2 separate regions of the Homo sapiens genome follow, and region 2 is linked to region 1. The links are chromatin contacts, found by POLR2A ChIA-PET in ENCODE. All regions are on one chromosome and are shown on one strand. Each heading gives the region's core, a stretch centred on a gene start or an enhancer-like site at or near the end of the contact. The rest is flanking DNA. Distances are from core to core; before and after follow the strand shown.

Region 1 (4,574 bases), core at 601-3,100:
AGCCTTTATTTGGAGAGTTCATTGAACATTAGAGCATGCAGTTTGCTGAGATGTCTTGTACTTAGAAAATCCAATTTATAAAAAACCTCAAATAGAACAGTAAATTTAGGGAATTTTTTTTTTCTGATGATAAAATTAGATAACTCTGTTGCATGGATTCTGTAAAACACAGCTCCCTCCTGTTACGCCATGAATTGGGTTCAATTTACAACACCCCTTTAGGCATACTTTTTCAGCAACACATGTCTGAGCCGAGGTGCACTGTGCCTCTTTCTGTAGCAGGCAGCTTTTAGGGGGTGTCCTAGTGGTCTTATGTTTTATACATCTCATGGGAGTGGCTGGTTTCTAGGAAATAGCTCACTTGCCAGTTTTGGTAACCCTAACAGAGCTGTTTTGCCAAGGCGTCTGGTGAATATTTCTGTCTTCCAGTCAGGACTAATATAGTACTTTTCAGAGGTGATAGCCAGTTAACTGATGACTTTTTTTTTTTTTTTTTTTTTTTTTTTTTGAGATGGAATCTCGCTCTGCCACCCAGGCTGGAGTGCAATGATGCGATCTTGGCTTACTGCAACCTCTGCCTCCCGGATTCAAGCGATTCTCCTGCCTTGCCTCCTGAGTAGCTGGGATTACAGGTGCGCACCACCACGCCTGGCTAATTTTTGTATTTTTGGTAAAGTCAGGGTTTTGCCATGCTGCTCAGGCTGGTGTCGAACTCCTGGGCCCAAGTGATCTGCTCACCTCGGCCTGCCGAAGTGCTGGCATTACAGGCGTGAGCCATTGCACCTGGCCGTGTTTTCTGTTTTTTATTTAGAGGAAGTCACTTGATCATGCTTTTCCCCCCACCCATGGCATAGGAAAATGATTCTTTTGCTGATTGTGCTGATTAAATGTGATGTGGAAAAACCTACTCCTGGTGTTCAGAGAGGTTTTCCAGGTCACAGTGGGGTGGGTCTCATCTGGACATCAGAATCATTATGTTAATGATAACTAAGAGCAGTTGACTGCTTACTATAAGCCAGCCACTGACCTCAGGGCATTGCATAACTGGCTTCCTTTACTCTTCACATCAGCCCTGTGGGCTTGGGAGTGAGACCTCTACCTAGTTTTTAAACAAATTACATAAACTTTTTGGGGCTCAGCTCCCTCATCTGAAAATCAGAAAATGATACTTCTCTGGCATTTTGAGCATGAGTTCAGGAGTCAGACTTCCTGGGTTTGAATTCTAGCTTCTTCTATGACTTTGAGCAAATTACTTTAACTTTGCTAAGCCTCAGGTTTCTCGTGTTGCATAGGCAGATGATAGTCATATCTGAATGTAACGAGAATCAAATGCAACCTGGGACACAGTGAACACTTGGTGAACGTTAGTGCCTTGGTAACAGTGATGATAGTGACAATAAAGATCGATGATGATGATGATGGCGATGGTGCTTAACCCAGTATGAAGGTGAAGTGTCTAAGCTTCTTGAGGGCAGAGTTTTGTCTTCTTCTGCACTTTCTTTCTAGTGTCTAGAATTGCCTGTAGGTTTACCCCTGGATCCCGTCAGGATGGGGCTAAATTTAGAATTTTTGGAAAGATGTGAGCTAGCCCGTCTACAGTGACATCCAGCTCAGTGTGTATGTTTGGTCTGTGAACATAGTAGAGGCATGATTCAACTGTGAGTTTGTGCTGGGAGCATAGATGGATGCTTTTCAGGCTCTTGAAATGTGCAAGTGTGGTTCCCTTGCAGCAGGCATTGCCTCTCCCTCGTTAATCAAGATCTTTTCCTTGCCAGGACTTCAGGAGATCCTGGACATCCTCTGGAGCCCAGGGGTGGCCTCACCCGCTCCTTGCTTTAGCCTGGAATGCAGGCCCTCAACATTCCAGCCTTGGGTTAGTGCCAGAGCTGTGAAAGCAGGGCAGGCATTTCCACCTTGCTTGACAAAGGCTTTTGCTCTCTGGGTGGTTGGGGGTGCCTCTGAAGCCAGGCGAGACCAGAGATCTCATGGGTTTGTGTTTCTTCATTGATACTTTTAAGGGGAGCAACTTAATCAGTGGGAAACCAGATCTCAAAGGATGGGACAGATAAACGCAGGGTACAGAGAAGAGCTTGGGGGAGTGTCAAGCTTATTTGCCCAAAAGGGCTGACCCTACCTTACCGCCATTAATACATGTCCTTCATGCATCCCTGGGTAACAGGGAAGTAGTACCAAAAATCTTACAGTGCAATAAACACTTGGCAGAAATGGAGAAACTAGTAATGGCTGAGCAGCTGTGCCCTCTCCACCACCTCACTATGCAGTACGTGGGCCACCAGCCGCTAGGGGCCTGGCAGCCACAGAGATGAGGGAAGCATGCTGAGGACCCTGGTGTGGAGTTGGAGGGGTCATGTCCTCTGAAAGGTGGCCACCACTCATCGCCAGCCCTTACTGTCATGTGAGAATGTGGCTCTGTGTTTCCAGATATTGTTTTTTTTTTTCCCCTCCAACAGAAGCAGGAAATATAAAAAATTTATATAATATATATAAAATATATTATATATAAATATATAAATATATAAAAATAAATATATATTATATATATAAAAATATATAAATATATATAAAAATATATAAATATATTATATATAATATATTAAATATATTATATATAATATATTTATATAATATATATAATATATTATATAAATATATAAATATATAAAAATATATAAAATATATAAATATATAATATATATTATATATTAATATATTATATATTATATATAAATATATAAAAATATAATATATATAAAATATATATAAAAATATATGATATATAATATATATAAATATATATGTATAAAATATATATTATATATTATATACTATATATTATATATAATATATAAAAAATATATATAAAATATATATATAACTTCACGGAAACTCTGAAGGAGAGGTCAAATATAATATTATATATTTTATATATATAATTTATATATATATAAAACTATATATATATATTTTTGAGAGACAGTCTTGCTGTGTTGCCCAGGCTGGAGTGCAGTGGTGTGATCTTGGCTCATTGCAACCTCTGCCTCCCAGGTTCAAGCGCTTCTCCTGCCTCAGCCTCCCAAGCAGCTGGGATTACAGGTGTGTGCCACCATGCCTGGATAATTTTTGTACTTTTAGTAGAGGCAGGGTTTCACCATGTTGGCCAGGCTGGTGTCGAACTCCTGACCTCATGATCCGCCCACCTTGACCTCCCAAAGGGCTGGGATTACAGGCATGAGCCACCGTGCCTGGCCAGGAAATTATATTTTTATGAGAAATATTCTGTTGTTTAAATTCTGGCACCTCGTTCTTTTTTTTTTTTTTTTTTTGAGACGAAGTTTCACTCTTGTCGCCCAGTCTGGAGTGCAGTGGCATGATCTCAGCTCACTGCAGCCTCTGCCTTCTAGGTTCAAGTAGTTCTCCTGGCTCAGCCTCCCGAGTAGCTGGGATTACAGGTGCCTGCCACCACGCCTGGCTAATTTTTGTATATTTAGTTGAGATGGGGGTTTCACCATGTTGGCCAGGCTGGTCTTGAACACCTGACCTCAGGTGATTTGCCCGCCTTGGCCTCCCAAAGTGCTGGGATTACAGGCGTGAGCCATGGCGCCCGGCCCTAGTTCACAAAATATATATGGCCAAACAAAACATGTCTGGGGCTAGACTTGGACAGGGGGCCCCATTGTGCAACCTCTTATATAGCAAATTAGAGTTTACCAGGAAGTTTCTGCCCTTCAGGCCCTCTGCTCTCACAGAAACTCTATGAAGGAGAGGTCATCTTGTCTATGTTTGTAAGAAGTCACATTGAGAGAAATGACATCTTAGCTCCTCTTATGTGCCAAGTAGTTTGTCTGCGTTATCTTCTTAGATTGGCTCCATCTCTCAGGTGAGGAAACAGACTTGGAAAGGTGAAGTGACTTGCCCACCTAGTTAGAAGCACATCATCTTCTGATTCCTGTCTCATTTCATTTCACCGCTTGTTTGCCCTCTCTGTGGTCTTGCCCACGGACTTGTAGTCCCTGATGTACGCCAGGCCTCTCACAGTGTGGCCCCCGGGATTCCCTTTTATGAAAAAAAGTTGAGCATGAGCTGTAAGTTAGAGTAGGTTTTAATTCTGTCCTACCACGGAGTCTGTTTTATATGAGAACAAGTTATTTAACTCCTCTGAGTGTTAATTTCCTCATTTTTTTCCTTTCTTTCTTTTTTTTTTTTTTAAAGGGCCAGTCCCCATTCTCACAGGGTGTTTGGAAGGAGTAACTGAAGGGGGGTATATAAAGCCGCTGGCAGCCAGGCATGGTGGCTCACGCCTGTAATCCCAGCACTTTGGGAGCCTGAGGCAGGCAGATTGCTTGAGTCTAGGAGTTCAAGACCAGCCTGGGCAAACATGGTGAAACCCTGTCTCTATAAAACATGCAAAAATTAGCCAGGCATAGTGGTGCATGCTTGTAATCCCAGCTACTTGGGTGGCTAAGGTGAGAGGATTACTTGAGCCAGGGAGGTTGAGACTGCAATGAGCTGTGATTGCGCCACTGCACTCCAGTTTGGGTGATGCAGTGAGATCC
Region 2 (4,574 bases), core at 783-3,282, 120 kb after region 1:
GTGGTTTAAACAGCAGAGATTTACTTCCTACAATTTTGGTGGCTGAAATCCAGATGTGGGCAGGGTTGGTTTCCTGTGAGGCCTTTTTTTTTTTTCTTTTTTTGAGACAGAGTCTCACTCTGTTGCTCAGAGTGGAGTGCAGAGGCGTGATCTCAGCTCACTGCAACCTCTGCCTCCTGGGTTCAAGCAGTTCTCCTGCCCCAGCCTTCAGGCGCCTCTCTTCGTAGCTTGCAGATGGCTGTCTTCTCCCCATGCCTCCACATGGTCTTCCCTCTGCTTGTCTGTGTCCTAATCTCCTTCTTTTTTTTTTTTTTTTGAGATGGAGCCTTGTTCTGTCGCCCAGGCTGGAGTGCAGTGGCATGATCTTGGCTCACTGCAACCTCTGCTTCTCGGGCTCAAGCGATTCTCCTGCCTCAACCTCCCGAGTAGTTGGGACTACAGGTGCCTGCCACCACACCCAGCTAATTTTTTTGTATTTTTAATAGAGACAGGGTTTCACCATGTTGGTCAGGCTGGTGTCGAACTCCTGACCTCGTGATCCACCCGCCTTGTCCTCCCAAAGTGCTGGGATTACAGGCGTGAGCCACCGCTCCCGGCTAATCTTATAAGGACACGAGTCATACTGGATCAGGGCCCACCCTATTGACCTAATTTTACCTTAATTACCTCTTCAAAGACACTCCAAATGTAGTCAAATTCTGTTTTAGTGGGGGTTAGGACTTGACCATATGAGTTTTGGAAGGGACCCAGTTCAGCCTGTAACACATATTCAGGGCAATTTAGTGAAGAGGAGGCTTGGAGGAAGTGGCTGTGTGTCTTAAGATTGTGTGTGTTCCCAGAAGGTTGGAGGTATGAGCCTGCAGGTGGATGGATACCCAGTTGGTTGGGGGTGTGTTATGATATAGTTAGCTCTCCTGGGCTTTCTGCTTAGGGACAGCGCTTGGGCTGCGGATAAAGTATCCATCATCTTCCTGTTTTGATTCAGGCCAAAGTTGTCCCAGAACTTTTCTGCCCACAGTGTTGGTTTAGAGGAGGCAGGGAGACACTGTATTGCTGACCTGTTATCTGCATACTTAAAAAAAAAACAAACCAAACTAGGCTACCCTGCAAAATAGCACAGCATTCTCTGCTCCTAGCACTTAGTTTGATAAAAACTACCTTACCCAGGTATAGCCTAGGAATTGAGATATTGTGGGAAAGAAAAACCGAATGATCACCTGTGGTTTTATAAAATGTAAAGCTTAAGTGAGAAAACAAATTCATAGAACTATAAACAGAGAACAATCCCAATAAGAATTAAATAAGTGCATAGAAGAAAAGAAACACAACTCTAGAATAATATAATAGTGGGATTAGGAGTGGATTTTATTTTTATATTCACCTGTTTATAGTTTCTAACTTCTCCCAATGAATATGGAGTACTTAAGAGTAACTAGTTTAAAACTTAGCACTTTTCCCTCCTTGCCTCAAAAAAGTGAAGCTACAGTATAGTTTTAAATTTACTAGTCAAGTTACAAAATTCTTTTTTTTTTTTTTTTTTTTTTTTTGGAGACAGAGTCTCGCTCTGTCACCCAGGCTGGAGTGCAGTGGCACGATCTTGGCTCACTGCAAGCTCCGCCTCCCAGGTTCACGCCATTCTCCTGCCTCAGCCTCCCTAGTAGCTGGGATTACAGGCGCCCGCCACCATGCCCGGCTAATTTTTTTGTATTTTTAGTAGAGATGGGGTTTCACCGTGTTAGCCAGGATGGTCTCCATCTCCTGACCTTGTGATCCGCCCGCCTCGGCCTCCCAAAGTGCTGGGATTACAGGCGTGAGCCACGACGCCCGGCCAAGCTTCCAAGTTCTGATAGCCATCCCATCCCTTCTGGGGTTTCACAGCTCTATTTGGGGCTGAACGTGGCAGATCTCTGGGGCCTCCAACATGAGAGCCTGGGCTTTACATTCCTGCAGGCAGGTGAAGCCTCCTGACCCAAAAGGTGAGTAGTGGGCCCCTGTTGGGGCCAGCAGTTTTGGATGATGCCACTAGATGGCGGCAGAGAACTGGGCTGTGGAAGCAATCCTTGGCTAGGCTGTGGCAGGGCAGTGGAGCACATAGGATTGGAAAAGAAACCAGGAGGTCCGTAAGGCAAGGCTAAAAACCAGCAACAGGGCGAAGGAAGCGCCCTTGCCAGCAGCTGGCAGCTTTCCGTATAATTTGTTAGATAATATGTTCATGGTAAAAAAATTTAGGAAAAGAAGGAAAATAAAAAAATCCTATGTTGTCACCATTCAACAAGATGTCCCCCAATAATCCTCCCGCCTGGTATTCACATTTTTGTGTAGCCCCTCCTCCACTGTAGCAGGGTTGGTCTGTGTGACTGGTAGATTGCAGAGAGGTGATGGCATCCCACTTCTGAGATAAAACTGTGCAGTTTCTCTCTCGCTGTCTCTCTCCCTCCAGCCCCCCTCCCACGGCACTCTCTCCAAAACCAGCTGGCATGTTCTGAGCAGCCTTGAGAGAGGCCCACGTGGTGGGCTTCTTCTGAACCTCCTGCCAACAGCTACATGAGTGGGCCTGGAAGCAGATTCTCAGGTCAGCCTTTGGATGACAGTAGCCCTGGCCGACAGCTTGACTGCAGCCTCCTGGGAGACCCCAAGCCAGAACCTACCCAGACTCCCTGACTTGCAGAAAGCATCTGAGATGATAAATGTTTACTGTTTCAAACTGCTCTGTTTTGGGATAATTTGTTACACAGCAAGAGATAACTAATATGGGCTAATATATCCCACCACATAGGAAATACCACTGTTAACATTTTACTGTAAATAATTCTGTAACCTTTAGAATTCTCACAAACACCACACACACACACCCCCCATATGTGCACACATGCATACATCTTCATCTTCATGTATTTGCTTTCATCTTTTTGCAAAACTGGAATCAAACATGTTCATATTTCTTTTTAAGATTAACATATTTCTTTGAGTAATATTTCTACTGAAGCGTAATACAGACAGAAAAATGCACTAATCATAGGTTGGCTGTTTGAATAATTGTCCAAAAATGAACACACCCATATAACCAGCACCCAAATTAAAAAGTATATACGACCAGCATGCCATAAGCCACCTTGGTGCCCCCTTTCAGCCACACCCTGGCAAAGCTAACCACTATCCTGGCTGCTAACCTTTTAAGTTGGTTCTGTGCTCAATTTTTTGAAACTTGCTTCTTTTTTAAAATTAAAAATTTTTATTTTTAGAGACGAGGTCTCACTCTGTCATGCAGGCTGCAGTGCAGTGGCACTGTAATGGCTCACCGTAGCCTCAGACTCCTGGACTCAAGTGATCCTCTCACCTCAGCCTCCTGAGTAGCTGGGACTACAGGTGCGTGCCACCACACCTGGCTAATGAAACTTGCTTTTTTTTTTTTTGAGACAGAGTTTCGCTCTTGTCACCCAGGCTGGAGTGCGATGGTATGATCTTGGCTCACTGCAACCTCTGCCTTCCGGGTTCAAGCAATTCTTCTGTCTCAGCCTCCCAAGTACCTGGGACTATAGGCATGTGCCACCATGCCTGGCTAATTTTTTTGTATTTTTAGCAAAGACAGCGTTTCACTGTGTTGGCCATGCTGGTCTTGAACTCTTGACCTCAGGTGATCCGCCCACCTCAGCCTCCCAAAGTGTTGGGATTACAGGCCTGAGCCACCGTGCCTGGCTGAAACTTGCTTTTTATACTTGACATATTGTGAACTCTTTCTGTGTTATTAGGTATTCATCCTGTTCACCATTTTAAGAGCTGCATAATACTCCATAGTATGGACACATACCACTCTCGAGTTAACTACTCTTTTATTGATTGCCATTAGATTATTTCTGATTTTACTCTCCTGTGAATAAGGATGTGGCATCTATCACAGTAGCCAGATCTTTGCAGACATCACAATTAATTTCTTAGTAAACTTTTCTATAAAATTAATGAATCGAAATATATAAAAAGGTAGGGCTTTAGGCTGGTCGTGGTGGCTGATGCCTGTAATTCCAGCACTTTGGGAGGCCAAGGCAGGTGGATTGCCTGAGCTCAGGAGTTTGAGACCAGCCTGGGCAACAAGGCAAAACGTCATCTCTACCAAAAAATACAAAAAATTAGCCGAGTGTGGTGGCACATGCATGTTGTCCCAGTTGCTTGGGAGGCTGAAGTGGGGGGGATCACTTGAGCCTGGGAGGCAGGTTGTGCCAAGATTGTGTCACTGCACTCTAACTTGGGTGACAGAGTGAGATCCTATCTCAAAAAAGAAAAAAAGGTAACGCTTAGATGAAATTCTGCTAAATTTTTCTCTAGATAGCAATTTACACTCTCATTATAGTGTGTGAGAATGCCTGTTTCTTTACAGCTTCATCCACAATGAACATTATAATAATGAACACCCCGCCCCCCTCCTTTTGTAACTTGAATAGGCAAATGAAAAAGAAGCAAACTGTGCTAGGCCTTTCTTGGATTGCTGTAAAGAAACACCACCTGAGACTGTTTAATTGATAAAGAAAAGAGGTTTTAGTTTGGCTCATGGCTCTGCAGGCTATACAGGAAGTGTGGTG

Evidence for each region. ChIA-PET counts read pairs that join two places held with the same protein, here RNA polymerase II (POLR2A).
Region 2: POLR2A ChIA-PET joins it to region 1 with 10 read pairs in activated T-cell. The contact joins two enhancer-like sites. POLR2A ChIA-PET finds 5 or more read pairs at or near these places in 3 of 52 experiments (activated CD4-positive, alpha-beta T cell, activated T-cell and naive thymus-derived CD4-positive, alpha-beta T cell).

Annotation. Positions count from the first base shown.
Region 1 is chr11:48,050,606-48,055,179 of GRCh38, forward strand. All of the region lies in intron 1 of PTPRJ (protein tyrosine phosphatase receptor type J), which reads left to right. Among named protein-coding and RNA genes, the nearest start is that of MIR3161, 44 kb to the right of the region's middle. RefSeq lists enhancers at 262-763, 764-1,263 and a silencer at 1,732-2,026. Within about 2 kb of position 1,851, at least 14 of the 41 ENCODE cell types and tissues checked have a DNase peak (open chromatin) inside an H3K27ac peak, as active enhancers do.
Region 2 is chr11:48,171,004-48,175,577 of GRCh38, forward strand. No RefSeq gene overlaps it. Among named protein-coding and RNA genes, the nearest start is that of OR4B1, 44 kb to the right of the region's middle. Within about 2 kb of position 2,033, at least 4 of the 41 ENCODE cell types and tissues checked have a DNase peak (open chromatin) inside an H3K27ac peak, as active enhancers do.